Linked DNA regions of Homo sapiens: region 1 is linked to region 2. The links are chromatin loops, found by intact Hi-C in ENCODE. Cell type or tissue: mammary epithelial cell. All regions are shown on one strand. Each heading gives the region's core, and the rest is flanking DNA. Links, peaks and the distances in the headings are about the cores only.

Region 1 (15,710 bases), core at 3,363-11,362, 68 kb before region 2:
TACTAGAAACTGTGGTTTTTATCCTCATAAATCATTGCTTTAGGGAAAAAAAGTCCTTTCTAAACTTTTCCTGTCCTGTTTCCTTTTCATTTTTTGAATGAATGAACAGTAGGGTATTCTCTGTCTTTGAGTTATTTTCTTCCTAGCCACCTGGTCATAATCCAGAGGGAAAAACAAATTAGATGGATTCTGTGAGCTATATTTCATTGCTATTGGTGTGTGGATCACAATGCTTTATTTTCCACCAGTTAAACGAAGAACATTCTGGAAACTTTGCACAAAGAAAAATTAGTGTTTATCCCTACAGTTGAAATTTTCTAGGAAAAAAAAATAGCAACAAATTAAGTTTTGAAAAAGGAGAGCCAGGTGCAGTAGGGTGCATCTGTAGTCCCAGCTACTCAGGAGGCTGAGGCGGGAGGACCACTGCAGCCCAGGAGTTCAAGGCTGCAGTGAGCTATGATTGTACCACTGCACTCCAGCCTGAGCGACAGAGCTAGACTCTGTCTCTAAAAAAAGAAAATTTAAAAAGGAGGCTTGGCTGGGTGCAGTGGCTCAACGCCTGTAATCCCAGCACTTTGGGAGGCTGAGGCGGGTGGATCACCTGAGGTCGGGAGTTCCAGACCAGCCTAACCAACATGGAGAAACCCCATCTCTACTAAAAATACAAAAAACAAACAAACAAACAAACAAACAAACAAACAAACCAAATTAGCCCGGTGTGGTGGCACATGCCTGTAATCCCAGCTGCTTGGGAGGCTGAGGCAGGAGAATCACTTGAACCTGGAAGGTGGAGGTTGCGGTGAGCCGAGATTGCGCCATTGCACTCCAGCCTGGGCAACAAGAGTGAAACTTCATCTCAAAGAAAAAAAAAAAAAAAGAGCTTTGATTTTCATGAATACCAGTCTATTTCTGAAGGTTTCCCCCTTGGAGGAACAGTGGTGGCGGGCTGGCCCTCTCAGTCAAGGAGACGTGAGCATTCCATGAGACACGGGTTTCCTCTAGGGTCTGCCCCTGAGGTACCTGAGGTTTGGATACCTCTGCCCACTCCCCTCTGCCATGTTTTTCCAGCTGTACCGTGCCGATAATCACTGTGTCAGCTGTCATTACCATAATGCTCTGAGCATAACTGCTGTAACAGCTGGGAAAGAACTCTGCCTTTGCAAAACAATGCTGCGTCATAACACGCTAAAACCCCCAATGTGCCCACCCAATATTTCCTATCCATTTGCCCCTTCTGCACTCCACAGGCATGATCTTCCCTTTGCCAGTGGGACATCAGAATGAGACTCTCTTCTGTCCTCCCTCTCCTTCCCCAAGAACAGTCCTTGCTTGCAAATGCAAACAGAGAAAAAGATACTACCCGAGTGAGCAGGTGTTTCCGTTGGGGTCTGACAGGAGAAAGACACCACACTTAGATCGGGACTATTTAGAAAAGTATGGATGGAGTGTAGAAAATGAAAAGGGCTAATTAGATAGACCAGGGCTAGTCATAGCAGAGTGCCAGGATGGCCTAGGTCCGAAGGGTCAAAAGGAGGGAACCATGTTGGGGGGACAGAGGAAAGGAAGGTGTGGCGGAGCCTCCGGACTCGCCTCCTCCCTCCAGAGGGCAAGGGGGTTCTGCTGATGCAGTCCAGGCAGGCCCACTCCCTGGACACCAGGAGAGTGGAAAAGGGTGGAGACTGAGTCTGGAGGGCACGGAGGAAAATTGGCTCAGCATGGATTAGAACAGTCTTTCGCTTCCTGGAGCTTAAAAGCCCTCCTTACTTACCCTTAGCTCCTGCCACCTCTCTTTGTCCTTGGATGGATACAGCGCATGCCTCCTGCCTGCCACCTCATCTGTGGTTTCTCATCCTGTTTGCTGTCCTCCTTCCTCGTTCTGCCCATGCTGTCATAATGGATGGAAAAGCTAAAGGTGATTTCCAGTCATCTCTTTTGCTGCTGACAGCATGAAGTTTGTTCTGCTATTAGAATGACGCAGACCCGAGACAAGGGTTTTGTCCTGAGTTCATTCCATTAATTTCTCTCTGCATAGAGCATCTTTCCAGCAGCTCCTGCATGATTAAATTCTGGCTGTGTGGGACACAATGGCACAGGAAGAGCGTTGGCCACTCATCAGCCAGGTCACTAAAAGGCAAGTTCCACACATGAGGAGAAATCAAATGCTCACCCTTTGGACATCCATCCTTTTGGTCCTTTGAGTAACATTTAAACAATTGTTTCTTCAGATACATGGTCCACACTCAAGAGACCTACAACAGTTGGTATCACCTGGATAAGTATTCACCAGGCTCTCTATGCCCAGTTTTTTCCCAAGTTCCAACCAAGAGCTATTGATGGCTTTGCTCTTGATCAGAATAGCATTGGGTTTTGCTGCAAATATATTCTTGAGCATTATAGTGATGAAGAAAGAAAGAAAGATAGATAGATAGATAATAGAGAAATAGAAGATAGGTAGATAGATAGAGAAAGAAGCTTGCGTGTGTTTGTTTCAAAGAATGGGGTCAGTTTTCTTACAGCCACCTATTCTCTCGCCTGGACATATATTCAGTGAATGCTTCTGTTTGTAAGATGGCTAACTGGGATATGGGTCTTACAGGTCTTCAGTTCCTATAAGAGTCTACAACCACAGCCTCATTAACACATGCTCTCTGGTGAAAAGACATTAAATGGGGAGGGAGGAGGTGTGGATGCTACGCTGGCTTCACCACATGTAATTATTGAACTTTGTATATCACTTTACCTTTCTGGGTCTCAGGGACCTTGTCTAGAAACCCAACAAGGCAGGCTGTGGTAGCTCATGCCTGTAATCCCAGCACTTTGGGAGGCTGAGGTGGGAGGATTTCTTGAGCCCAGAAGGCCGAGGCCACAGTGAGCTGAGATTGGGCCACTGCACTCCAGCTTCTGCAACAGAGAGAGACCCTGTCAAAGAGAGAAAGAGGAAGGAAGGAAGGAAGGAAGGAAGGAAGGAAGGAAATAAATAAGCAATAAGCATGAAGTGGCAGTTATTCTCCAAGTGAACAGTGTGGAGTAACTGCCATTTTACTGGTACTCAAGTACTTGGTGTAACTGCTACATCCAGGCAACTGCTGAGACTTGAGCAAGGACCTTTACAGCCTTTGGAAGTCCCATCCGTCAGACACACCAGGGAGCCCGATGCTGAACTTCATGTCTGTGTTTGCTGAATGATGAGCAGGTCCTCTTCAGCGAGAGCTACACGAGCTGTGAATTTACCACGTGCCCGTCAAGGGGGTCATTGTGTTCCTCACTCTGTCAATAAACCACACAGTAAAGATCTGGATAATAGGAGCAGAACAGTTTCAAAGGACTTGTTACAATGTATCAAGTCAATAACTTATAATTTTAGAAAATCCCTGAATACAAATTTGCACAATTTTGAGTTGTTTTACAACTTACCAGGCCGTTAATCTAAGTTTTAAAAGTCTCTTAATATACTTAATCATAGCCTGTGCTTTTTTTTTTAAGTGCTGAAATATGTTTCAGCATTACTGAACCACAGCAGCACAAGGAAAAAACGACTTTAACTCGTTCCATAAAACTTGCAAAGCAACCATAAATATATACAGTGTGGGGTCTGTTTTGTGCACAATTTATATGCAATAGGCTGGGCTTGATCGAGAGGATTTATGCTTATCGTCTGTCTCCCCAGGCAGACAATTGTGGTAGAAAAGAAAATGCACAGGACCTAGAGTCAGGGCTGGGTTTCAATCCCATTTCTGCCACCTGCTTTTTGTGAGACCCTAGGGAAGCCTTTTGCTCCTTTGAACCTGTCTCCTACTTAACAATAATATGCCCACCTTAGAGGGCAGCTGTCAGGATTGCCACAGAGCAAGGCAGAGGTGAGCCATCTGCAGATGCGTGCTGAATTTAAACCAATGCATGAGTGACACGGAGCATGAGAGTGGCCAGCATCCTTCCTCTCTCCCTGCACCCCGCAAAACAACTCCATCCCCCACTCTCTCTCAGAGGTGGCAGCGGCCATAATTCAGACACATGCAACCCAGCCAGCGTAACCACCCCCTACTCACCCCCTGAAAATAGAAGAAGAAAGGATTTAGAGTCTGGGCAGATTGCTTTTAAAACATTTCCAACCTTCGATCTAATTTGTCATTATTATTTGTAGAGCTTTCTTTCTCTTCCTTCGTATCTCCTTTCATATCCGGAGCATTCCCAGGGAAGATCCCGTTGCTGAATACTCGTGTCTCCAGTTTTCTACCCGGACTTAAAGATCTACTGGTCCTGCAGAGCTGAGCTCCAGTGGTGTGAAAGGCACGTGAGCGATGCTGGGCTTGTGGAGATGAGTAACACACAGGCTTGCTTTCAAGGCACTCACAGCCTTACACATTTGAAAATGAGTTTTTCACTGGAGCCTGAAACTTCCAGATTTGAAACCATCTCCGGGGCCAAGCCTGGCTGAGACTCTCTCTCTCTGCATGAGCTGCCTGCCACCATCAGTTCCCCACCCAGATACCCAAGCCTGACCTTGACCTGCTGGGGGAAATTCATTATATTCTCGTTTACTCCATTTTATAGACGAATGTTTCTTATCATGAATGAGAGTTCGTTAAATCAGCTGGTTCTAGGTGGAGTTCACTAGAGCCCTCTCCAATGCTGCCGGAGGACCTGTTGCCGTCTGGGCTGTATTGTAGGTGGGTGGTATCATAATAAGATCCGTGGTACACGAATGGGCTTCAGGGCAGGCCTGGGTTACATCACCACCTCACTTTCGGTGTGTCAAAGCTGGAAAAAACAGCTGGAAGGTGGCCAGTGTTCGCTTACCCAACGAAGCATGACTTTGCATCTCCTCTACCCTGCCCAGTGAGGGCTCCCTGTTTTGAAGGACTGGCATATTCTGGAATGCTTCCACCAAATCCAAACATCATTCTGGATGAACTGTGGAGCAGTTCACCGTTCACAGTTCACAAAAGGACCCTCTGTAGAAGCAGAGGATCTTTCCCTGGGGAAATTATCCTAAGTCTTCTGATTTTAATAACTGATATAGTTCAAGTATTTGTCCCCGCCCAAATCTCATGTTCACTGTTAATCCCCAGTGCTGGAGGTGGGGCCTGGCGGGAGGTGACTGCATCATGGATCCCTCGTGACTCGGTGCCATCCTCATGATAGTGAGTTCTCCCAAGATCCGGTCATTTAAAAGTGTGTGTTTCCTGCCCCGTCTCATGCTCCCATTCTCATCACGTGATGTGCCTGCTCCCACTTCACCTTCCAACTTGAGTCAGAGCTCCCTGAGGCTTCCCTAGAGGCTGAGCAGATGCCAGTGTCATGCATACACAGCCTGCAGAACCATGAGCCAATTAAACCTCTTTTCTTTATAAATACCCAGACTTGGGTATTTCTTTATAGCAATGCAAGAACGGCCTAATACAATAATTGTTTTCCACATGAAATAAACATTGACCGTCTTATCCAACTATACATGCTTCTTGACTCTAGAAATTGTTGAATGGAAGTGCTAAAGATTATCCTCAAACACACTCATGTGCACACAGTTTCAGTGCCAGAACAGTGTCCTCTAGGAGGAAAGATGGTCCCAGAGCAATTACTGGTTTCCTTTAATTTTGGCTTCCTAATGAGTATCATTTTGGTACGATTCCAATGAATTGTTTATTTGAGGAAAGAGAAAAAGAAAAGAACCTATAGGAAGAGTTGGTTTGGATTCTATCGCGGGCAGTTTATGCTTCTACGATAGTAATAAAAGCAATGAGAGAAAAAAGCTACAGAACCAAATAAATATAGATCCAGGAGTTGTACAACTTTTAAAAGAAAAATTCTTTAGCCTATTGATCCTTCCTAAGGTAAACATTTATTTTATTTCAGTTTAGAACTCAAGAATTTTTTTCAAGTACAACTGAGGAATAGAGTCAGAAGCCACTTCGATTTTGACACCATAGAAACATTCTTTCTTTAGTTACTAGAATCTTTTAAATTGATAAGATTGGCATTTTCCCAGGATATAACATTCACCTCCACTGTGTTTTTAATTTGCAATAGATTTTGAGGGAAAGATTCCACAAGGATTTGGCCAACATGCCTCCTGAGCAGTGGGTCTCAAGTGTGGTCCCCAGACCAGCATGATCCCCATCAGCTGGAAACTGTTAGAAATGCAAATTGTCAGGCCCTACCCCAGACCCACTGAATCAGAAACTCTGGGAGGGGAAACCAACAATCTGTGTTTCAACATGAAGTCTGAGAACTTAAACTATGCACCGTTCTTGGTAAGAAAATAAGAGTTTTCCTTTGTGTGCGTATGTGAAACCAATTCCCTGCAACCCACAGTTGTTTAAACAAAAACGTGTCTAGGGAGTTCAAATTAGGTGGCCAATTGCCTTATAAAAGTTTACAAAGTAAAGAGTCTGTGCTGTTTCCGTTAGGAGACAGAAACCCAATCACTAACTTGGAGTATGAGTCAGAGGCAGGACAGAGAAATGTCTGTCTAGTCGGTGAGCTAATTAATACGTGATCCTGAGGATGGAGGAGCCAGGGCTGCCGTTCCTTCTCCACTAGGGAAAAAAAAAAAAGATGTTTCTCTGTCAGGCAGCTCCCTAGCTACCTCCAGTATGTTCTATTCCATGGCTAGAGGAGTGCAGCCTACATCCTGTGGATTTATGTATATTACTGTAAAACAAGCTTTCTCTTCTCGAGAGTTCCGAAGCAGATCTGTCTCTGATTCTTTCCATGAATTCAAATACATTGTCATCCTTAGGTTTCCTAGGTAAAGGAGACTGCATTACTCATCAGCATTTAATAAATATTCATTTGTTGGTTGACTGATTCATTATCCTTCATGCCAATCACATGGCTGCTACTAGCATGCATACAGCCGACTCTTAACTACAGTTGTGTCATCTACACAATCCCTGCAGAAAACTCATTGAACACGTAGTCGACACATTTAAAAATGCTGTGCTGTGGAAGTGCAAGTTGCACAAACATTTTCATCTTTAGCTTCACTTAGAATACATTTTTTTAGTTTTTTAATGTTTTTAGAGACAGGGTCTGCCTCTGTGACCCAGGCTGGAATGCAGTGCTGTGTGATCATAGCTCACTATAACCTCAAACTTCTAGGTTCAAGTGCTCCTCCTGCCTCAGCCTCCCAAGTAGCTGGCACTATAGGCACACACCACCATGACCAGTGTGTGTGTGTGTGTGTGTGTGTGTGTGTGTGTGTGTGTTTGTTTTAATAGAGACGGGGTCTTGCTATGTTGCTGATTTCAAACTCCTGGCCTAAAGCAATTATCCTACCCTGGCCTCCCAAAGTGCTGGGATTGCAGGCATGAGCCACCTGGCCCATCTATAACTAACTTCATAACACTCCAAATTGGAAGAAAGTTGGTGGTGTTATTAGCATTATTTTACAGATGGAGAAATTAACACCTGGAGTTTTGTGATTACAGAGCAGTGGTAATCACCCAGTTATTTTCCTTCTCTGTCCCTCCAGTGGCCCTCTGTTGTCTGGGTTAAGTACAGACTTTTTAGTTTGAGGAAAGGAGTCCCTCCACAATTTGTCATTCCTCTATTCTTCCAGCCAAATTTCTTACTTCTCCTCCACCCTCAACTACAGTCAAACATCAAACAGGCCGGGCGCGGTGGCTCACGCCTGTAATCCCAGCACTTTGGGAGGCCGAGGCGGGTGGATCATGAGGTCAGGAGATCGAGACCATCCTGGCTAACAAGGTGAAACCCCGTCTCTACTAAAAAAAATACAAAAAATTAGCCGGGCGCGGTGGCGGGCGCCTGTAGTCCCAGCTACTCGGGAGGCTGAGGCAGGAGAATGGCGTGAACCCGGGAAGCGGAGCTTGCAGTGAGCCGAGATTGCGCCACTGCAGTCCGCAGTCCGGCCTGGGTGACAGAGCGAGACTCCGTCTCAAAAAAAAAAAAAAAAACATCAAACAATACTCACTGAGCCCTTCCCACGTGCCGGGCTATTTGCCGAGAACTTCTCATGCATTATCTCATTTAATCCTCATCACAACTTCTCTCAGGTGGAGGCATGATTGCCATCCCATCATACGGGTGAGGAAACTGAGGCTCATAGAAGTACCTTGCCCCAAGCCCCATGGCTACTTGCAGGTTCCAAGACACCGGTCAGCCTGCCCCCCTGCACCTTGGCCATGCTGCCCACTCACCTAGAGCGCACAGCTGACACTGAGTCCTCTTCTGAACCTCATCCATGAACATATTTATGAAATCTTTCCTGGCCCCAAGTGGAAATGCCCCCTCATTTGGGTCCTCACTGAACCCCAGTACACAACTCTTTTGTACTACTCTATTATGCTGGGGTGTTTTTTTATTGTCTCACCTGATAAACCGTAAGCCCCTTGAAGACAGCAACTCGTTTTTAAGCTCTTTATAACCCCAGAGCCTCGCACAGTACCTGGACCAGATTAAGGGGTACTTAACAGATGCTTAGTGAAGGAAGGAATGGATTTCTCACCTGGTTGCTTATCTTCTAGACTCATTTGGGGAGTGGCCAGGAGTCCGGGAGAGCTGCCGGCCATTGTTCCGTCCCGTCTGTATCCCTTGGGCTAGTTTCTTCTAGACTGAGGTTTCTAAGTCCAAACAAGATGAACTGTGCACAGTGCCTCAATTAGGGAACAGCAGCTTGAGTGCTTTGGAAATACAAAAGTGTAGTTTGTAGGTTCACCTTGAAGGCAAGATCAGACAGCTCTACGTAAGCCAGAGCTCTGAAACAAAGCTTCAGGCTGGGACCACTTTGCAGTCTCAGTGCCTGGTAGTGGGGACTGTTCTACAGAGCCGTGATCAAACCTCCAACTGCATTCTGGTCTTGGAGGAAAGCTGATTCCGTATGAAGAGAAAAGGCCTGGTGAGAGTATTTGCAGGGCTGAAGAAAAGTTAACATCTATAGTTTGGCAAGCAGCAGCTGCAAAGCATCCGTCCCAGCACATGATAAATGCTTCTGACGTTTCCTTCAGACACAGTGTGCTAGGAAGGCTTTTAAGTTCTCAAATGCAGGAGTCTGCCTTATTGATCAGGTGCCTTTCATTAAAGGTTTCCAAGCCCCTCGGCTACAGAGGAAACGCTCCCCTCAGCCTCCTCCACAGCCCCAGCCTTTCATGCAGAGGGGATTATCATTGTTGGAATACGGCATATACTTTAATTTGGTGAGGCTTTTTGTTTAATGCTTATGATATGCACACTGGAACAGACTGGGATTAGGTAATTTTCACATTGAGTTGGTACTTCCCTCCCTAACCCCCATCTGATCTTCCATATACACATTTTAAGAAGAAAATAAAGAGAAGACACGTCCTCCTAATGATCCTCCGTATTAGAACTTACCATTCTGCTTTGAACTCCTGCTGCTTTGAGTCTCCCACTGCCAGCAAGCACTTCTCTGCCAGGCGGAGGGGCGGTGAAGGGAATTAAAGGGGCAGTCAGTGGCTTGCCTCTGGCGGGAGGTGGCGGAGCGTCTCATTAGCGTTTGCTCCTTTCCTCCAGCTGGGCTTCACTGGGCCCCTCTTCTTATCAACCCGTCCTTCACTTCACCCAGGCTGTCCCCTGCACTCAGACCCCCTCCAGTCCTTCCAACAAGATGGCAGCAGGATGACTGGGACTCATTGGAGCTAAGCAGAGAATTAAAGTTGCTTTTGTTCCAAACCTAAAACTTGAAAATGAAGGAACTCTTACGTGGAAATGCCACCATCTCCCTTTTGTTTTATGCGTAAACCCAACTGGTTCCCCATCCTCTGGGTCTCCTTCCTGCCCCTCGCTGGCTCAGGGCATTGTACATACTGTGTGTTCAACACATGCTGAGTGGAATTGAACAGATGCAGTCCTGGGAAAGGGGGCCTTTTGGAAGAACTGATGGGGAAAGAATTGGGGTAACTGTGGGCAGTTACTGGACGTTCTTGCTCTTACTTATTGGTTGAATGAGAATGAAAGTATCTAAGATGTACCAAGTCCCAGGGATAGTGGCATAATTTCTCTGTTCCTCCTTCTGACTCCCTCTTCTCCCCTCTTTTAGTGTGGGGAAGTTACGAGAACGTAGCGTTTGGTGCAGTGATCCATTCAGTATACGTCGGGCTCTTAAGAAAGTTAAATTTACCTAACATCCTACATTTTAGATAAGACCGTTCCAGATTTCCACCTCTTGACCCAAAAGATCCCTTCGGTGGTTTTCCTTACTAGGGCAATTCCCTTAGTTTCTTGGATTCTTCCTTCCTCTCCTTCCTGGAACTAAGCTGCAGAGTCCCAGGCTGGAGAAATAGCCCACTGCCCAGGGGTATTTTAGAAAGGGCTTCCCACCTTCCGCAGTGGGCCTGGAGAAGGACGCCTTCTTTTCACCACCAGGCTGTGATCTCGCAGGCTGGCAAGGCCTTTATGATGAACTGAATGCGGTCTGTATTTACGTGCCTGCCATCTGTCCCCAGGCGGCACTGAGAAGGGGGCTGATGCTGTCACCCCTAGCTCCTTCTGCAGGTCTCCTCCGTACGTGCCACTGCCAGGAACAAAATTATCATCTCATGGGAGCTGCACACATTTAATGGAACTTGGGAGCCAGCACAGACCGTTTTCCTCAAAGACAGTTTTATAAAGAAAATGGACTTTGGGGAACAACGCCAGAAAGACATCCAGTATACCTAATTATTAGGCGAGTGTGGTCATTGCCTCTTTGTCTTAGATAACTAGGTTGTTGATTACGGTGCTTTGCCAAACTCCACGGTGGATCTGGTAGCTGGTATTTCTGGGCAGACACCAGACTGAGTTACTTCTTTTCAGAGTTCTGGACGTTACTGATCTAGGTGAAAGGCCAGAAGCAGTGGGATATTGAAATTCTCAGAAGTGGAGAGACTGTGGCAAGGAGGTACAGAAGACACTAAATCGGGTGCCATGTTAGCAAGCTCAAGTTTTCATATTGATCATGCAGTGAGCTGCAGAGAAGAAAAGCAGCTTTGCCTGGGTCCTGTTGTTCTCCAAGCCAAATAGCATCTCTGTGCTGACAGACGAGTCTGCGTCTGCAGACGCAGCATCTCTTGACTGTTTGCTATTTAACGACAGTCGTAACACATGAGTGAGCTTTACTCATGTGGGCCCTTTATTAACAATAAGCCGCCTCTGTGGCGGCTGGGCCCCGCGGGGTCGGGGGGTGGGGGTGCCCAACGTGGCAGGGAGGCCTGCAAGGGGAGGCCGAGGCGCCGGTGGAAGCACAAACCACCCGGCGAGTCAGAGCAGGGGTCGGGGCCCCTGGCCGCACCGTGCCGCGCATGCGCAGGGTCCCGGGGTCCCTGGGGTCCCGGGTTTGTGCCCCCGGGGCGGCTGGGCCCCGCGGGAGGGGACGGCCAACGCGGAAATGGGCCCTTTATTCACAATAAGTGCCAAAATCCAAACTGAACACATCTAAAAAAATTCTAATTAAGGAGCGTCCACTGCTGCTTTCTCAAAAATTCCTTCTGTGCTATTAAATATTTTCTCTTTCCAATGGATATTTACCATTTCTACTCACAGTAGTTTTTCTACCAAGTATTCAGAAAAACCTCCAGTTGTCACTTACCCAGTGTTTACCAAAAATCAGGCAGAAGAGCGTGGTGGAAGTTGGAAGACCTTAGTGTAACCCGCGTCTATAAAAACTGGGCGTCCAGGCCGGGCACGGTGGCTCACGCCTGTATTCCCAGCACGTTGGGAGTCCAAGGCAGGAGGATCACTTGAGTCCAGGAGTTCAAGACCAGCCCGGACAACATAGAAAAACCCTGTCTGTACAAGAAATTTAAAAATTAGCTGGGTGTGGTTGTATGTGTGCGTCATCCTAGCTACTTGGGAGGCTGAAGTGGGAGGATCACTTGAGCCTGGGAGGCAGCGGTTGCAGTGAGCAGAGCTCACACCAGTGCACTCCAGCCTGGGTGACAGTGAGATCCTGTCTCAAAAAAAAGAAAAAAAAAAAAAAAAATTGGATGACGTTGGGCAAGTGTGGTGTCTGTCTCAGCTCTGTGAGTGTAGGATGATTCAGAATCTAATGATTAGGTCTCCTGAACTCCTAGGTCAAACGTGGTTAAAGGGAGATCCAGGGAAGCAGTGAGGAATGGGCTCTTACAACACTGTCATGGACATGGGTTCAATATGTTGGCAATTATTATTTATTGAGGACGTACTTTGTTTTAAGTGCTTAGGATAATTATTTGCTTAATAGTCACGTAAGTCCTTCAAGATAGGCATTATTATCGCCATTTTACTAATGAGGAAACTATGTTAAAATAATATATTCCTGGTCACACAGCGACCAAGAGTCAGGATCTGTCTGCCTTCAGAGTTCATAGTCTTTCCAGTAGCCTCAGTAAAAAGTAATAATAGCTAATATTTACTGAGCACTTACTATGTCACTGACATTGTGGAAAGGGATGTTATGGGCATTTGCTCTTTTAATGATCACAGTAACTCTGCTAGGCCAGTACTGTTATTATGGCCGATTTATAGATGTGGACAGAGGAGGTTAAACACTCGTGCATGGACACATACTGATCAACGTACAGCCAGCACTCAAACCCAGGCCGCCTGTCTCCAGAGCCTGTGCCCCCAAGCTCTAGGCCATGTGCCCTGTAAGTCGCAGATGGGACGCTCTGACAGCGAGTGTCACTGAGGTCGGAGTGGGTCATCAGGCATGCCTCAGAATCCCATTCCCCACTTCATTCACACCTGAGAACGCCTGTCTCTGGATGCATCTTTACACCAGCTCATCCATTTAAAATCAGTTCCCTAATACAACAAGCTGAGGATGAGGCCCCTTCTAACTAGGCCACCGTCAGAGTCCCAATCCTTTCTGACAGACCAGCCCCCGACATGTGTCTGTCTCCATCCTTGCAGCCTGGCCAGCCCTGTCCCACGCCTGCTAATTGGTGGGGGGACCTGGCCCCCCAAGCCTGCCGGCCATTAGCAGTGCCTCACGGGGAAGGGCTTTCTTCCTTGGTTTCAACTCCCTCCCTCCAGCGCGCAGTCCCTTGCCGGGCTTGCCTGGTGACAGACTCGTGTTGATGAAGACCTTTAGGGAATTTCCTTCCCCCTCCGCTCCCCGAAGCGCTTCTTAGAGCACATCTCATTACCGGGCTCCATTCTCCCGTCCTGCACATGCTCCCTCACACTTAGCTTTATTGTGCCACCACTTGTCACCTTTCCCGGCCCGGTTTTTAATAATGCAAATCTTCCCTCTCTGATGGCATCGCTGCTCATTATTTGCTGTCTGGCACCACGGGAGCTCACCCAGCGGCACCTCGGAGAAGCCAGCCGCCCAGGGTGCAGGCGCAGGCCCCACTGCCCGCCCCAGTCTCCTGAGAGATGGCTCCGCTCTGGCTATGACCCAAGATGCTCATGGAGGGAAGAGCAGTCCAGGGCCAGGGCCCTTCCACCTTCGCCAGGCAGGTGCCTTTGAGCAAGTCAATCTCTGCAGCCTCAAAATAGGAAAGATGGTAATAATTATTATAATAATATCCCCTTAACAAAGCAGTTATGGGGCAACCAAATGGAAGTAAGATACGAGAAAAGTCTGTATAAACTGTAAGATTTGTAAAACTTGTAAAGAAGTTGTGGTGGTGTTGCTGATGGATGATTGATTGATTTGGTCAACACGGAGCAGTCGCTGCCCCAAAGTAGGCCTGGAGGGCACCCCAGCCCCCTCATCTGCCCTCCCACCCCCAAACTCAGCATGGAATCATATGGCTTTGGACTTTCTCCAGGTGGATAAAGCCCCCTGATCTTTGAACATGTCATGCAGGATTATTATTGTGTGTTTTGTTTGGGCAAAGAAATTTAAGCCAATTTACTTTTGTTCTGTAACTCATAACTGAACTGTGCTCAGAGTCTCTGGGGTCCTTTCAGGCATGGGTCTGTGGTTCTGTAATGGTAACTATGGGTTGATGGAGCAATGGCTTTGTAAAATATGTTTAAAAGCTCCCTCTGAATTGAGGGATCACAGCCTCCTTAGTTGTCCCCTGGATTTCCTGGCATTGGAGTTATGTAAGACCTCCATGATCATTGCCATCTGGAATATGACTCTTTGGTACCCCAAAAAACTTCTGGAGTCTTTCAGTCATATGGAATCAAAAAGATCTTCCTTTGGAAGAAGCAATTTTAGATCACTGATGGAAATTTTACCAGAAAAGTATTCAAATCTTTTCCTTTTATAAAACCTGGGTTTGTTTTTTGTTTTTTAATTATACTTTCAGTTCTGGGATACATGTATAGAATGTGCAGGTTTGTTACATAGGTATACACATGCCATGGTGGTTTGCTGCACCCATCAACCCGTCATCTACATTAGGTATTTCTCCTAATGCTATCCCTCCCCTAGCTCCCCAGCCCCCAACAGGCCCCGGTGTATGATGTTCCCCTCCCTGTGTCCATGTATTCTCATTGTTCAACTCCCACTTATGAGTGAGAACATGCAGTGTTTGGTTTTCTATTCCTGTATTAGTTTGCTGAGAATGATGGTTTCCTGCTTCATCCATGTCCCTGCAAAGGACATGAACTCATCCTTTTTTATGGCTGCATAGTATTCCATGGTGTATATGTGCCACATTTTCTTTATTCTGTCTATCATTGATGGGCATTTGGGTTGGTTCCAAGTCTTTGCTATTGTGAACAGTGCCACAATAAACATACGTGTGCATGTGTCTTTATAGTAGAATGATTTATAATCCTTTGGGTATATACCCAGTAATGGGATTGCTGGGTCAAATGGTATTTCTGGTTCTAGATCCTTGAGGAATCACCACACTGTCTTCCACAATGGTTGAACTAATTTACACTCCCACCAAAAGTGTAAAAGCATTGCTATTTCTCCACATCCTCTCCAGCATCTGTTGTTTCCTCACTTTTTAATGATCGCCATTCTAACTGGTGTGAGATGGTATCTCATTGTGGTGTTGCTTTGCATTTCCCTAATGACCAGTGATGATGAGCTTTTTTTCATATGTTTGTTGGCCACATAAATGTTTTCTTTTGAGAAGTGTCTGTTCATATCCTTCTCCCGCTTTTTGATGGGTTTGTTTTTTTCTTGTAAATTTGTTTAAGTTCTTTGTAGATTCTGGATATTAGCCCTATGTCAGATGAATAGATTGCAAAAATTTTCTTCCATTCTGTAGGTTGCCTGTTCACTCTGATGATAGTTTCTTTTGCTGTGCAGAAGCTCTTAGTTTAATTAGATCCCATTTGTCAATTTTGGCTTTTGTTGCCATTGCTTTTGGTGTTTTAGACATGAAGTCTTTGCCCATGCCTATGTCCTGAATGGTATTGCCTAGATTTTTGTCTAGGGTGTTTTATGGTTTTAGGTCTTACATTTAAGTCTTTAATCCAACTTGAGTTACTTTTTGTATAAGGTATAAGGAAGGGGTCCGGTTTCAGTTTTCTGCATATGGCTAGCCAGTTTTCCCAACACCATTTATTAAATAGGGAATCCTTTCCCCATTGCTTGTTTTGTCAGGTTTGTCAAAGACCAGATTATTGTAGATGTGTGGTGTTATTTCTGAGGCCTCTGTTCTGTTACATTTGTCTATATCTCTGTTTTGGTACCAGTACCATGCTGTTTTGGTTAGTGTAGCCTTGTAGTATAATTTGAGGTCAGGTAGCGTGATGCCTCCAGCTTTGTTCTTTTTGCTTAGGATTGTCTTGGCTATATGGGCTCTTTTTTGGTTCCAAATGAAATTTAAAGTAGTTTTTTCTAATTCTAT
Region 2 (15,710 bases), core at 5,024-13,023:
AGATCACACTTCAACACGACGCCTGTGATTCTCAGTGTTGGAACCTGCTGGGAGGTGTTTGGGTCATGGGGGTGGACGACACATCTCCAACATTGAGGATCACATTTCAACATGAGATTTGGAGGACACAAACATCCAAACTACATCAGGTGTGCTGATCAGTACTCAGCTGAACACTTGAGGGACCTTCTGCAAATCTCTAGAGCTCTCTCCTCTGCAGTACTCTGTCTTGTAAATTGTTGCCACCTTGGTCTCCCTGTACTTCAGCAGCAGAGGTATTCATGGGCAAGTTGCTTAAGTTTTCTGAACAGTTATTTTCTCATCAATACAGAAAGGATAATAGTATTTAGCTTATGATTCTACTGTGGGAACTGAACGAAACTGATGTTTGTACAGCACCTGGCACTTGGCAGATACTCAGCAAATATTTGGGTCTTCCCTGTCTCTGCACCTGGTCGTTACTTCTTCCTGATTTTTGTCTTGGGTTTGCAACCTGATTCCTGGCTGAGCTTTAGGTTGGTTTCTGTATAACGATCAACCAAAGCAGGTAATCACTCATGAGCCATTCAGGTTTTAACTTGATGAGTTTCAGAATTCTGCTATTCAAATGGCATTTAGGTAGAAACGTATCCTCCTGTAATTTGACATTTATTTTCTCCAAAATCTCATTCAGTTCAACCTGCAAGAATTATTTGAATTCACTTATTTGTAGTGTGAATGTCAGTAGGCTTTAGAAGGTCAGTGGTGCGTGGTGGAAAGAATTTAAGAGGACCAATGCTATTTGCAACCCCAGCGTGATTTTTCTGGGGTTTCCTAGTAGGTCATGAACGTCAACCTTTTACTTCCCCTTCTCATTTTGCCTCAGATTTCCCAAGGAGCTACATGAAGAACAGATGAGTGTTTGTCAGAACTTAACCATTTCTCTTTTATCTTCTCCCCTGTGGTAGTGTCTGGAGGTCGCAGCCGCCTGCATCTCATTGATCTCGGCAGCTGTGTGAAAGCTCTTAGCAAAAATCGAGAAGGAGGCTCAGGGCTGTGTCTCTCGCTGTCTGCTCTGGGCAATGTCATCCTGGCTCTCGTCAATGGCAGCAAACACATTCCATACAAGTAAGTGACTCTTCTACTCAAAGAATGTGGTGGGGTAAGCATGGTGTGGGACGCTTTGTTCAGTGCCATCTGTGGAGAGGTGTGCCACAGAGGGACAGCCTGGACCCCATTATAAGTTCAGTGCCAGAGACCAGCCTTAGCTAACAGTTGTGTAATGCATGATCTCCCAAATTCAAAACTTTTGGAAATACTTAAATCTATTCCAGTTCTAACTTTAGGCTGCTCAAATTAGAGGAAATAGGAAATTATCTCAGTTGAGGTCTCCACTCGCAAATGAAGGTGGTGGGTCATTGTCACCATAATAAAGATGTGCCTGTTTCATAGTGATGAGAGTGAGGGGTGGAAGACTGGCTTATCCTTAGGGGTAGGGCCACCAGACTTAACCAAAAAAATATAGGATATCCAGGCAAATTCAAATTTCAGATAACCAACAAATAAGGTTGTATTATAAGTATGCACCCCAACATTGCATGGGACGCTCCTGGTGACATGTATTTTATCTGGCAACCCAATCTCGGGAGTTCAGAAAGCTAGGGGAGTTAGCACCTGCCTTCCCATGCAAATGTTTAGTCACTTCCAGGATCCTTCCTGTCTCTTTACTACTGCTCCAATTAAATTACAGCCGCTCCTATGTCTGGCAGAGACAAAGCCACTCCACCACCATCACCCCAACTAAGCGTTCTCATTGGACCGTGTGGTGGCAGGCCATTGACTGGCTGTCCAGGCTTCTGCCAAGGCCTAGCTGAGCCTCTTACTAGCTGCATGAACCTTCATTCTTCCTAAAATGAGGGTTAAAGCTATACATGTTACATCACAGAAATATAAGGCTCAAAATGATAAAACATGTATAAAAGTTTATTGTAGGCTGGGTGCGGTGGCTCATGCCTGTAATCCTGGCACTTTGGGAGGCCGAGGCGGGTGGATCACAAGGTCAGGAGATTGAGACCATCCTGGCTAACACGGTGAAACCCCATCTCTACTAAAAATACAAAAAATTAGCTGGGCGTGGTGGTGGGCACCTGTAGTCCCAGCTACTCAGGAGGCTGAGGCAGGAGAATGGCATGAAACCAGGAGGCGGAGCTTGCAGTGAGCCAAGATCACGCCACTGCACTCCAGCCTGGGCAACAGAGCGAGACTCCTTCTCAAAAAAAAAAAAAAAAAAAGAAAAAAAAGAAAATTTATTGTAGAATTTAGGACACTATGGCCAATAACCAATGATGAAAGTCTGGTTACACCTATCTAGTCAAGCCTATCCTCACCTATTTAAAGGGAAAAAACACCGACCTTACAGAGTTGCCATGAGGTGAAGATTAACTAAATATATGTGGATTCATGGTTTTATCTGTAAAAACCCTACAAAACCTACGTTGCTGTTGTGTAGGAGGAAAAAGTCGGGCAGTGTATTCTATAATTACTGAGATTCACAATGAGTGCTGGAGTTTTTCTTCCCCTCAGCCCTATGTTGATGCCAGACCCCCCCACCAAATACATTGTGAGTTTATTTCCTACCAGGAGAACCATTACTGGACTGACTTTAGGAGCTTAAATGGTGATTATAATCCTGTCCATCTCATTTCTAGAAATTTGGAATCCTAGTTGGATAAACCCAGAAATGGTTTTCCCGGCTCTTGTAACAACCCTTTTCTATGGGAGAATATTCTGAGTTGAAGAATTATAGAGTTTCATTCGATGTCATTTCTGTAGTTGAGTAAATTCAGCTTGTGGGGAGAAAGGGCAGGGGAGGGAAACCGTTGGAGTTGGAGATGAAGGGAAGAGTACTAGCACTCACTGGTTTCCATAAAATGAGAATCATGTCTGTTAATGTCAGAACTTCATAGATCATGATATAGATAAAATTCCAAATTGCACCTTAGCAGGAGGTCATTGATTACATATCTTACTTATAGCTTTTACACTGTTTCTGCAGGGCGACATGCTTTTATGATTTCTATAAATAGTTGTTGAATTGATGGCGGGAAGATAGATGCATGTAAACATGAAATTATTTTTAATTTAAAGTAACTTCCTTTTAGTTAGAGTTGGGTTTTTTATAAATGAGTAGGGAAACATTAAAAATTGTTTTTATGGCCCAGCGTGGTGGCTCACACCTATATTCCTGGCACTTTGGGAGGCTGAGGCGGGAGGATTGCTTGAGACCAGCCTGGGCAGCATGGCAAAAACCTGTCTCTACAAAAAATACAAAAATTAACCGGGCATGGTGTTGCATGGTTGTAGTCCCAGCTACTTGGGAGGCTGAGGTGGAAGGGTGGCTTGAGTCCAGGAGGCAGAGGCTGCAGTGAGTTGAGATTGCGCTACTGCACCAGCCTGGGCAACAGAGTGAGACCCTGTCTCAAAAAAAAAAAAATAAATGAAAGTTTGTATTAATCGTTCAAGCTTCGTGTTAATTAAGCATATTTTTAACATGCTGGCCCTACCAACTGGCTACCTGCCCTCCTGGGAGACATCTCCACTCACCAGTCCCTGCAGACAGCTGCCTGCCTTCATTCCAGGAGTCCCCTTCCTTCTATTCTGGCACCAAGAGAGTGATCATTAAAGTGTTTCTGTGTCTCAAGTAAGCAGACTAGCTTCCATGCAGTGTCAGCACAAGACCCAATCCTGGAGCTGTCCCGTGGCCTGGTTGAGCTGTTGATGGCGTGGGTACAGACTCACCAGCTGCCCTTGCCCTGCCCTGCCTAACACAACTCATCGAGACCTTGCTGGGTTGCCTGGTGCTGGAAACACGGTGGCCCTGGCCATCCAGCCAGCGCTGTCCTTCCCAAAACATCCATTGGCCAGTGCGTTTGTTCTGTCACCCCTCAGTGTCCTAATGCCCTTCATTGTACGTGATCTTAAAAAGACCCTTGCCGAAATGTTTTCTCCGAGTCTGGACCACGGCCTAGATTCAATATTTGGCATCTGCAAATGTACATTTACAAAGTGATTCATCAACTAGAAACTGTCCTCTTTTGAGGTACAGGAAGATAAGGCAAAGGTTTACTCAAATCACCCAGCCAGTGGGTGGCAGGATCAAACTGCCTCGCTCCTCACAGCTTCAGAGGCCTCGACAGTTCCCAGCCTCACTGCAGACCCACGCCCACTTCTCATCAAGCTCCCGAAATGTCGGAGCTGCCTTCACTGCGCACGGCAGGGGAGCCCAGCACAGCAGGAAAGCCCCGATTTCTTTGATCAATTCCGTCAGTGCTCTGAAGCCACATTATGCAGCATTTTGTTAGCATACTAAACACCTTCAGGGTGTCAAGCCTTGTCTTTGCAGTGCGTTCCTTAGAGAAGTGGAAGTTTCCTGCCCTTGAGGTTTCCTCTTACTCCTCCTGCTCACTTACGGAGGGTGGCGGGGGGAACAAAAATAGAAAACCAAATTCCATATTCTCTTTCCTTCCCCCACCCCCCCCAAAAAACACAGACACCCCACTACCTCTTCATTTGTCTCCCCAGACAACTCTGTACTTGGAACCTGCATTACTTGTGCTTGCTCCTGGGAAATTCGCTGCAATGTGCACAGAGGGGCTGTAGCCTGTCTTCATTCCTCTTCATCATCTTACCAGGCTATTTGTCATGTGAGCAAGCTGGAAAGTGAGTTTGGATTCATTACCCATCCCAGGCATTCCCACAGGCACCCTCCATGTGCGCTGAATGCTTCTGACTTTGCAAATGATATTGCCCTTGAAGATGCAGGAGGCGTGGAGCAGGTTTCCAACCTCAGCCATTACACAGCACAGGCACATTACATGGCACAGGCTTGCCGGCCAGTCCAGGCGCCATAAATCAGTTCTCAACGGTGGCACCATTCAGAAAAGCATGCAGGGAAGGCAGGGAGACCACCAAGGGCTCCAACCCCTCGTCAGTTCTGCACTGACAGGCTGCACAAATTACTCTCTAATTTTTGAGAGCCTCCACCTCCAGGGAACCCTGCCCTCATTCGATCATTTTGACAGTGCATTTGCAAATTTTCTTTATTCGGTACATTCATTTGCTGTTCCTTACTGCTCTTGGGCACCAAGGTGCTAGGAATCTTCCCATTTAATGGATAAGAAAAAATAGGCAGAAGCGTTGAAATGACTTCTCAGGCCAAAACCCAGTGTTGCACATCCCACAGGAGTTGGCCCCCAGAAGAACCGCCACAAGGATCTGTCAGGGTGAACTGAGCTTCGGCTAACGGGTGTTATGTCCCAGCTCATCTGAAGGACCACAGCTTTTCGAGACTCAGATTCTCACCATGACCCAATTATCTCAAAATAGAATTTCTGGTTCTCTTAGATGTTGCTTTGTAGAGGGCACAGGCCCTTAGAAAGCACACACCTGTCATGCAGGCGTCCTTCAAGCCCTGAAGCATTTACCTTCATTGATGACTGCTGCTCCATATGGAGAAAGAATTCCTTTAATGGGTCATATGACCTGTTTGCTTATTTGCCAACACAGTGTTTCTAAACACTCTGTTTCTAAACAACAGCTAGTTGCTAATGTCTTGGCTGCCCTTTAACAAGAGTTCATGGAAAGTCCTTCTGTGGCCCTCTCATGTCATGCCTGTCTGAGATGCTTCTCCCAGTCATCTTGAAAAATGGTGCTACATAACCATCCTGTCGTGGAAATGATGCCCGGCACCTCCCTCTCACGGGTTTGGTCTATGGTTCAGACCCAGACCTAATCCTTGTTTGTTGAGATCAGTCACTGAGACACTTTGGGTCTCAGCAGCTGTGCTGAGCTCGCCTCCTCCTCTCTCTGGTAGAGCCTGAGGCAATCTGTGATCCAAGCTGCAGGCCACGAGCAAACACCGCAGGCAACATCCACTTCCAGAAGGCTGTGTTCCACAAAAGCGATGAGGACACCCATCCTCAGGGGCTATAATGGGAACTCTTTTCCTCCTAAGGCCCTAGTGAGGAGTCAGGAACCAAGGTCATCTTTAAGCTTGTAGCATCGGGACACACCAGTTCATTCAAAGCAGCAGGCAGCACTAGAAGCTCAAGTTCAAATCAGTGACTTGAAAGGAAATGACACTTCATAAGTAGAGGCAGCTTTTTCAAAATGCAAGCACCTTCTCATCCAAGAGAGGGTGGGGTTCTGGCACCTGTGGGTCACACTTGTGGCAGCAGGCCCAGCATTGGCAGGAACTTCAGGACGAGCCTCTGAAGGATGTGGACATTCCCCTCCTTGCCTGGAGAAGTGCTTCCTCCTAGAGCCCATGGAGATTTGGGATTAGCCTCTCCTTTCTCAGAACTGGAAACCCAGTACTCAAGGTCTGGGAAGCTGGGGAAAGGGGCTCAAGATTGCTGTTAGCTAGAGCGGGGTTCCAAACCCCCAGGCCACAGATTGGTACAGGTCCCTGGCTTGTTGGGAACCAGCCTGCACAGCAGGAGGTGAGCAGTGGGGGAGCATGACCACCTGAGGGCTGTTGGCTGTCTGATCAGTGGTGGCACTGGATTCTCATAGGAACCTCATGCTATTGTGAACTGTGTGTGCGAGGGATCTAGCCTGTGCGCTCCTTATGAGAATCTAATGCCTGATGATCTGAGGTGGAGCAGTCTCATCCCCAAACCATTCCCTACTCCCATTGGGTCCATGGAGAAATTGTCTTCCACGAAACCTGTCCCTGGTGCCAAAAAGGTAAAAGGGTTTGGGACTGCGGAGCCATGGCATTGAATTCCCATCTCACACAGGAGAGGAAAGGCTCTTCCTCAGGACTTGGATGTATATTACTTAGACGTACCATGAAATTAAGTAGATATTTGCCAGGAAAAATGCAAAGGAGTATCAGTTCTCCAGATTTGTTTAAGATAGCATGAAACGGAGAGGTTCATGTAAGAATCTGTGTGTGTGTGTGTGTGTGTGTGTGTGTGTGTGTGTGTGTGTGAGAGAGACATATGCATATTTAACCTCCTTTAAATGTACATTAATGCTGTATTTTCTCCCCCTGATTTACAGGGAGAATATCAATTTAGAACTATTTGCACAAACTCTAGATACCAGTTTAGAGCGTTCCCTATTTAGAAATAAAATAACCAAAGTCTCAGGTTGCCAGGCAACTGCAGCAATGATAATTCTTAGTATTGCTGCTTTAGAAATACTCATTTTTATACATTTTAGTGATGGTTAGGATGCAGAGAATGTGAGTTCAGAATGTCGCTGGGACATCGAAGTCCCTTTTCTATGAGATTTTTAGCATTCTCACTTGCTTTTATTTTTCCCCCTTAGCTCTGTTTGCTTCCTTGGCTAGCGGTATCTTCATATTTAGCTATAGAAATCTCGAGAGATTGTTATTATTTTCTTAAGAGTTGAGGCAGAAGCTGCCACTACATTAATTCTGCCAGGCTCATTATAGAACCACGCCAGTCACTCAGGGAGAAATGACACCGTCTGGGGATCGGCCGGGGTCACAAACACTGGGTTCAAGCTTTGGTTGTTCTGCCGCTAGTTTGACACATGAACTCTACACCTCGTCCTTTTCATTCTTAAGAGGACCACATTCTGGCCCCTCTCAGAGCTTCACTGAATTGGGAACAGAATATCAGGCCCCAGCTCTGTCATCATCTCTTGGCGGCAAAGCCACGGCTCATGTTTTTGTCTGTCCACTGCAGCAGCCGTTGTGGCGTAATGGCACATGATGGTCTCGGGGCTGGGTAGAAATTGGAAGGCGTCTTCCTTTCCCTTTTGGCCTTTCAAGTGTATCTTCCTTTATGTCTAATGTCTGGGGTTACTATTAAAGTCTTTCTGAATTCTGAACCAATGATCAGATAGATACAAGAGAATGATTGGGAATGAAAAGCCTGCTAATCCTAGCAGAGTAGGAAAGGGTAGACAGCCCCTTCCCCAACCCCACGGCCTCAGTGGAGGAGAGAATGGTGTGGCCTGCAGGGGAGGGACAGGCAGACAGCGCCAGCTGTCACCCAGGCTCACGTTCACCAGCCTCAGCAGTCAGACCTTCTTCCTTCCTCCCTTGGAGGAAGTGAATAGAAGGGCAGAACCGAGAGCGGGAACTCTATCTTGATCTTGCTAAAGGGGTAGAAGTTCCTAATTCGTGGACTTGCTGGACCACAGGGAGGAGGAGAAAATGATTTCTAGTACTTATTTCCTGGCATTTCAGCTACATGGAAGGTAGTTAGCACGGTGCATAAATGAGCCCCCGGTGAGAGTATTTCCCATCGTGAGCACCACAGCCGGGCGTTGTTCTCACTGTGCCTCACAAGCTCTGCTAAATGCCTTATGGATATTTCATTCTGACAACCTGTGACATAGGTACTGTAATCATACTAGTATCACAGATGGGGAAACTGAGACACAGAAAGGTTGAGTATCTTGTCCAAGTTCACACAGCTAATAGGCAACAGGGCCTCACTGCCTCCCAGTTTATCACCCCCCACCGAGTACAGTTTCTGGAATATTGTGCTCGGTCAACATTTGTTGCAATAACAAGTGGGGTACAACAGAGGATCAAACATACCAGCAAAGCTTGCATATGTGTAGTTGATTATAAGTAAAAGCACAGTCTGGGCACAGTGGTTCACACCTATAATCTCAGCACTTTGGAAGGCCTAGGCAGGAGGATCACTTGAGCCCAGGAGTTTGAGACCAGTCTGAACAACATAAGGAGACCTCGTCTCCACAAAAAAAAATTAAAACACTAGCTGGGCATGGTGGCTCATACCTGTAGTCCAAGCTACTTGGGAGGCTGAGGTGGAAGGATCGCTTGAACCCAGGAGGTTGAGGCTGCAGTAAGCTATGATCGTATCACTGCACTCCAGCCTGGACAACAGAGCAAGACCCTGCCTCTAAGTGAGTGAATGAATGAAGGCACAGACCCGAGGGGCAGGGCTGATGGTAGCCAATTCATACATTCAGGTCGGTCTCCTGGTCTCACCTGTTTCTGTGATTGCTAAGCCAGGCTGATGGCTAGATACCCATGGCAATGAAGAATGTAAAATACGAAAGGTAAAAAAGGGAAATAAATCTTCCTTTCAGGACCCAAGCTACTTATCAGGGCTAAACAAAAAATACCAAGTAAGAATGTAATGATGAGGGGTGGGGAGGGGGCAAAAAATAAAATTAAAAAGAATGTAACAAGCAACGAGACGCTCCTGACTTTGAACCTGTGTGCAGGGCTCCGGGTAGATTAGAAGGCATCCTAACCTCAGTAAATGGCTGTCAGTGGGGCCTGACAGTCTGGGTCCCGTGTTCTGGGCACCACCAATGGAGGGTATCCTCTCAGAAAGCTTCACCCTATTTCATGAGCCTTTAATAAAATATAGCTATAATCTTTCTCGTGAAAGAGCCTGACAGTTCATGGAGCCACTTCCCACGCCGCACTGATGGGAGAAACTGCAGGACTCCACCAGGCTTTCTCTGGCTCCAGGACCCCCACGAAGGCCTCCTGATTTATCTGGGGCAGCTCCTGCATAAGAAGGGTGACCGTTTCCCACAGTGGAGAACCAGACACTGGGCACAGCCCACTTGATAAGACAGCTTCCATCTCCCGCCCCTCCTGGGTATGCAAAGGCATTCCTGAGTGAATAGGTTCAGGTCAGAGCAGGAGAGGTTATCACCCAGGCTGTGCCTTGAAGCTTTGCTGAGTACAAGAAAGGTAAGGAAGAGATAAGCAAGAGGTGAGAATGACGGCAGGGCTGGCAAGTGAGATCACGAGCTTTTCCTCAAACATCTGGCTAAGAATAGAAGCTTTGGGAAATTCCACAACTGGCAGATTAAGGTGATCAGCCTCTCAGCTGGAATTTGTGAAGTTTCTTCAGACTGAGCTCCCAGAGAAGTATGTGTGGTGGAATCGCTGTGCTTTCTAAAGAGATGGATTGCAACCTGCGCCGTTGAGCTAGTGCTGAGCTGAGGCCCGGTGAGATGGATTCTAGCACCCCTGCCACGGCTAACCTCACACACTCAGACGCTCTCCCTGAGCTTTTCATTTCTCCATCAGCAAAATCTCAATCATTCTTACTCCTCGTCCACCTCAGAAACATATTGTAGGTTCCATGGAGACGATGTCTGTGGTAGACAAAGAGACGTGCTTCAAAGGCAGAAAGGTCACTGTTTTATCATCTTTCAGAATCGTGTAACCCACGTGGTTCTGCCACCATCCTGTCTTCTGTGCATTCCTTGACTTTGAAAGTACGCATCTTTTCTTTTGACCAAGTAGATAATTACCGTCTATCGAAATGAACCCTCATGCATTTATTCAATGAGAGTTTGTGTGCCTAACACACAGCATGGCTGCCTGATACAGATACTTGGTTTAAGAGAATTCTACAGGCTCTGCACGAAAGTGAAGTCATGATGTAAGGAGGCAAAGGACTCTGCCCTCAAACAGTCCAATGGGCCTGAGAATGAGCCTGGGGTGGGGGTTCGATGCTGCTGCACCCCCAGTTGTATCTGTGTATCCCAGTGACTGGGGCGTGATTTGAATATTTAAAGATACTCCTTTTTCATACGGCCTTTAAATGCAAGCCGAGTACTTCTGCTGCACAGCCGGAGAGGTGGTATGTTTTTAATGCTGGAGTAAAACTTGTCTGTGTTGGACTTAGTGAGAGAATGGTTTTCGTTCAGAGATTGTCAAGGCCAACTTTGATATAAATTTCACTTTACATTTTACACCACACGTGATTCATAACATTTAACTCTGTCATCCATAGAACTCGGTGCTGTTCTGATCAGCAAGGTAGATTCTGGCCCAAAAGAACTGGTGGAGGAATTTAAGGAACTGGTTCTAAGCCTAATTGAGGTCACCAAACATACAGAGAAAATAATCTGAGAAATGTATAGCAGAAATCTAAGTTTTCCATTTATTCATTTACTCAAAAATACCCTACAATAAATACCAGGAATATAACAGATGATCTGCATTCTTGGGCAACTTACAGTGTAGCAGGAATACAGACACTGAGCACCGAGTAACTGATAATATACGCACATCAGCGCTGAATCGGCACTAAGGGAAGAAGGGGTCGGGTGGGGCTGAGGAATGGCACAGAGCGGTGATTCTCAAGCTCTCTCCTCCTCGAGTCCCACTCATTCTCTACTCACGCTCATCTGTGTCTTCCAAAGTTTGCCACAGTCCGTCCTCTAAATGCCTGAGTCATTCACACCTGTTCTGTCATTCCCTGCTTTGATATAGAGATGATCCAACACAAATCATGACAAACCACTAAGCCAAATGCAAGACTCTGAATCCACAGCTGAGTGTGATCTTTAATGACGACTAACCATCATATCACAAGTTGTGTCATAACCAGAAACAAAACAGCCAGAGAAGGAGGGCTTTAGGTTGGTCTGGGGACAGTACGGAGAGCCCAAGACGCCCTTGGGCACCCACAGGGGGCTGTGATTATTCAAGGATGGCTTGATTTAGGCACAATTAGGCATTGGACAGGATGGAGCATACAAATGTGTTGGGGATTAATTCATTAAAAATCTGTCTTGAGCTTTAATAGAGCTTCAGTCAGAGTGTCCAACCATAAATTCTCACCTGTTTCACAACTGGTTCAGGCCCAATTGAGCATTAACAGATTTTTTTTTTTGTTCATGCAAATGAGGTTTTGTGTGTAATTCATTCATTCATTTCATTTATTTCATGTCTAATTGAACAATTTTTGAATAGTTACATTTGTGGAGTAGTTAAGTTGTATCAAATTGTCTAATGTACCTAGTAATTTTGTAACTAAAACAGAGCTGAATTTCATTTTGATATAACAAAAGGAGAACCACAGAAGTAGAGGTGGTTTGAGGAATAGTCGGCTTTTAAGAGACTTTATGATACTCTGTTCTTTAGGGCAATGACCACAGTTGCTGTTTCTTTTTATCCTCACTTTTCTTTCTTTTCACTCCCTACCGATGAGATCAATGAAAATTTGGGGGGCATTTCTAGATTTGGCAGCCTCCCATTTATAAGCATACATTTTTTTAGTTTTGTGCCCTGACATGCCCATTTTTCTGAGGGTCAAATGTGTCTGTCTTTAAAACACCGCGTTGGTGTCTTTCAAACCACTTATCAAGGGTTGTTTCTCCCACGAGACCTTGTCACCCCTGAGCCTGAAATCGCGCGCTGAGAACTAATTGCAGTAGCTGCATACACACAGTGAACAAAGTTCACTGCTCCCTTCATTAAGGGCACCTGCCATATCCACTGTTTCCTTCCGAGAACTCTTTTGGTGAAGACGGGATTTTTGTTTTCTTTACATTCCACATAGCTGCCAGAAGGCCCCTTTAAAATGCAAATCTGATGTCTCTCAGTCTTTAAAACCTTCAGTGGCTTCCTGTTGGCTACAGGATAGTTGAAACCCTTTTGTGGCCTATGGAGCTCTTCCGAATTTGGGCCACACCTACCTTTCTGACCATAGAAACTACATAGAGATGACTGAACACCCCACCCCACCCCCACAGTCACATGCTTTGCCGATGCCGATTCTTCTGCTTCCAGCGGCTGTTCATTCACTCACTCATTCATTCATTCAATCAATAGTTACCAAGAACATACCCTACTCCAGTACTGTACTGGAGCTCCTCCTCCATTTGTGAGATTCTTCTTATGTCTTTGACATGTTTTGATTGTAAGATGTGTTGCATATGCAGATGTAGAAACACACCTACTCAGTCTATAGAATGACAAAAAATCTGTGTGCCCACCACCCAGGTTAGGAAATAGAACATTCCACTAGCTCAGGTGCCCTTGTGTGATCGTCTGCCTTCCGTCACCCTCCTGCCTGTTCCAGCGGTGACCACAGTGCTGAATTTTCTGGTTTTGATCCCCTTGCTTGTCTTATAGGTTTTACCACCTAAGTATGTGTCCCCCCAAAACATACTGTTTAGTTTTGTCTGCTGTTGAACGTTACGTAAATGAAATCATACTCTATTCTATGCCCTTCCGTACCTTCTTTTGATCAGTATTTCATTTTTGAGATCCATCTTGATGCGCACAGCTACAGGTTCTTAATCTTCATTGCTGTACGATTTTTCCATTGTAGATGGATATTGCAAAATATTCTTCTGTGGGTGGATTTCTAACAAGTTTTTAAAAACTGATTGTTGAAGTTAATCGAACCTATTTCTGCTCTAATGAGATGCTCACTTGGTTCCTCCATTAATCATTTAATATGGTCAATTACATTGTGAGTTTTCTTTTCTTTTTGAGACAGGGTGTCACTCCGTCACCCAGACTGGAACGCAGTGACACCAACAAGGCTCGCTGCACTCCCAGGCTCAAGTGATCCTCCCACCTCAGCCTCCCATGTAGCTGGGACTACAGGTGTGCACCACCATGCCTGGCTAATAGTTTATATTTTTTGTAGAGACGGGGTTTTACCATGTTGCCCAGGCTGGCTTTGAAATCCTGAGCTCAAGCAATCCTCCTGCCTTGGCCTCCCAAAGTGCTGGGATTACAGGTGGGAGCCACTGTACCCAGCCAATCAGTTTTCCATTAATAATACTAAAAATTCTTGGATTCCTTCCTACTTATTCTTTGAGGCTTATCTCAAATATCATCTCCCCTCTCAAGCCTTCTCTGATCTCCTTTCCCCCCTCCTAATTCTTTGCTCCAGGAAAGTTGTTTCCATCTTCCAACTCAATGGCATTAAAATGGTATTTTAATGTAGGCACTTATATTTTAAATATTTGTTTACATATACCTCTCCTATCATATGAGCTCATCTAGATAATGATAGAGGGCACATGCAGTGGCTCACACTTGTAATCCCAGCACTTCAGGAAGCCAAGGCAGGAGGATCACTTGGGCCCAAGTTCAAGACCAGCCTGGGCAACATAGTGAGACTCCATCTGTACAAAAAAAAAATTTAAAAGTATAGTAGCCATGCATAGTGGCGTGTGCCTGTAGTCCCAGCTACTCGGCAGGCTGAGGTGGGAGGATTGCGTGAGCCTGGGAGGTTGAGGCTGCAGTCAGCTATGATCATGCCACTACACCCCAGCCTGGGCAACAGAGCAAGACCCTGTCTCAAAAAAATAATAATGATGGAATCTTGTTCTTCAGCTTCCTTACGATTTTGCACTAATCTGAATGAAACCAGCCTGATCTAAACCTTGCATCTTTAGTGACAGATATGAGTCTGACACCCACCTTCAACTTTGTGGTAGCCTGCCCAGCTTCCCAGAGGACACCTTTGTGCCCGCAGGCTTCCTGTGGCCATCGGATCCCCAATCTAAACTAGGATAAAGTATATGTTTTGTGGTATTGTCACCTGTTTAGGATGAGAAGAGGCACTGAAGCTATAACCCTATTTTCTGAGCCAGATAAAATAGCAAACATATATTTGCTCTACCGGGTTATTTTGACAAATTTATCAAGCATCTTCAAAATATACAGTACTAGTCTAAGCATTAGGGCTAATGCAGAGAGCTTTTGCACCAGTAGGACAGAGGAAAAAATGTGCACAAATTAGAGTACAAGGCATAAAGCAGTTAAAAGTCACATTATCAAGTACATTCAAGGAAAGAGGTAAGCAGTTCCAGCAAGTAGGCCGGGCGCGGTGGCTCACACCTGTAATCCCAGCACTTTGAGAGCCCAAGGAGGGCGGATCATTTGAGGTGAGGAGTTTAAGACCAGACTGACCAACATGGCAAAACCCAATATCTACTAAAAATACAAGAAAAAAAAAAAAAAGCCAGGCGTGGTGGAACATGCCTGTAATCTCAGCTACTCAGGAGCCTGAGGCAGGCGAATCGCTTGAACCCCGGGAGGTGGAGGTTGCAGTGAGCCGAGATCACGCCATTGCACTCCAGCCTGGGCAACAGGGCGAGACTCCATCTCAGAAAAAAAAAGTTCCAGCAAGTCAGCTGTGAATATTTTTTCTATGGCAATAATAATAAACACAAGATGCAGGTATAGATTCCTATTTATGACTACAACTCTCCACATGTCTAGAATTTGGTGGAAGCAAATAGGTCTTAGAATTTACCCCAAAGCTTGAATTACTGAAACTGCCTGTTAGTAATAGTCATTTATCACATGGATTTGGCGCTGGTGTCGTGAGGATCTAAGTACAGGGAAGTTCTGGGCATGTTCATTTGCCATTTATTAATTTCTGTTCTTTGCTATTTTTTGGGGGGGCGGGTAGGGGAGACAAAGGTCTTGTCACCCAGGCTAGAATGCAGTGATGTGGTCATAGCTCACTGCAGCCTTGATCTCCCGGGCTCAACAGCGATCCTCCCACCTCAGCATCCTGAGTAGCTGGGACTACAGGTGTGCACCACCATGCCTGGTTAATTTTTAAAAATTTTTTTCTAGAGCCAGGGTCTCACTGTGTTGCCCAGGCTGGTCTTGAATTCCTGAGCTCAAGTGATCCTCCCATCTTGGCCTCCCAAAGTGCTGGGATTACAGGCATGAGCCACCGCACCCAGCCCTACTTTGCCATTCTTTATTTCTCATCTTAAGGTGGCTACTTAGCTTGGCAGTTTCCCCTTCTTGTTCTGTAAGCACCTACGTTGCTCTCTAAGTACTGCTTTGTCTGTATCCTCAAGTTCTGGTAATGACAGGTATTTTCACTATCATTCACTCAAAATATTTTCCATTTCTCATTGTAATTATCATTTTTTGAGACGGGGTCTCATTCTGTCACTGAAGCTGGAGTGTAGTGGTGCGATCT

Evidence for each region. Peaks named below come from ENCODE experiments on the same cell type or tissue, not always from the same donor. Only the 100,000 strongest peaks of a DNase experiment are listed, where the experiment ranks them.
Region 1: it touches region 2 in a loop (2.4-fold over the local background); 1 of 110 quality-filtered maps calls a loop at or near these places.

What each region holds. Positions count from the first base shown.
Region 1 is chr1:245,578,991-245,594,700 of GRCh38, forward strand. All of the region lies in intron 5 of KIF26B (kinesin family member 26B), which reads left to right. Among named protein-coding and RNA genes, the nearest start is that of KIF26B-AS1, 350 kb to the left of the region's middle. RefSeq lists an enhancer at 3,993-5,192. In mammary epithelial cell, for the core only: no CTCF peak of the experiment used is centred there; DNase peaks (open chromatin) are centred at 6,441 and 6,761.
Region 2 is chr1:245,645,174-245,660,883 of GRCh38, forward strand. KIF26B (kinesin family member 26B) reads left to right here. Exons shown (of 15, transcript NM_018012.4): 10 at 948-1,107. Among named protein-coding and RNA genes, the nearest start is that of KIF26B-AS1, 420 kb to the left of the region's middle. RefSeq lists an enhancer at 3,322-3,835. In mammary epithelial cell, for the core only: no CTCF peak of the experiment used is centred there; no DNase peak of the experiment used is centred there.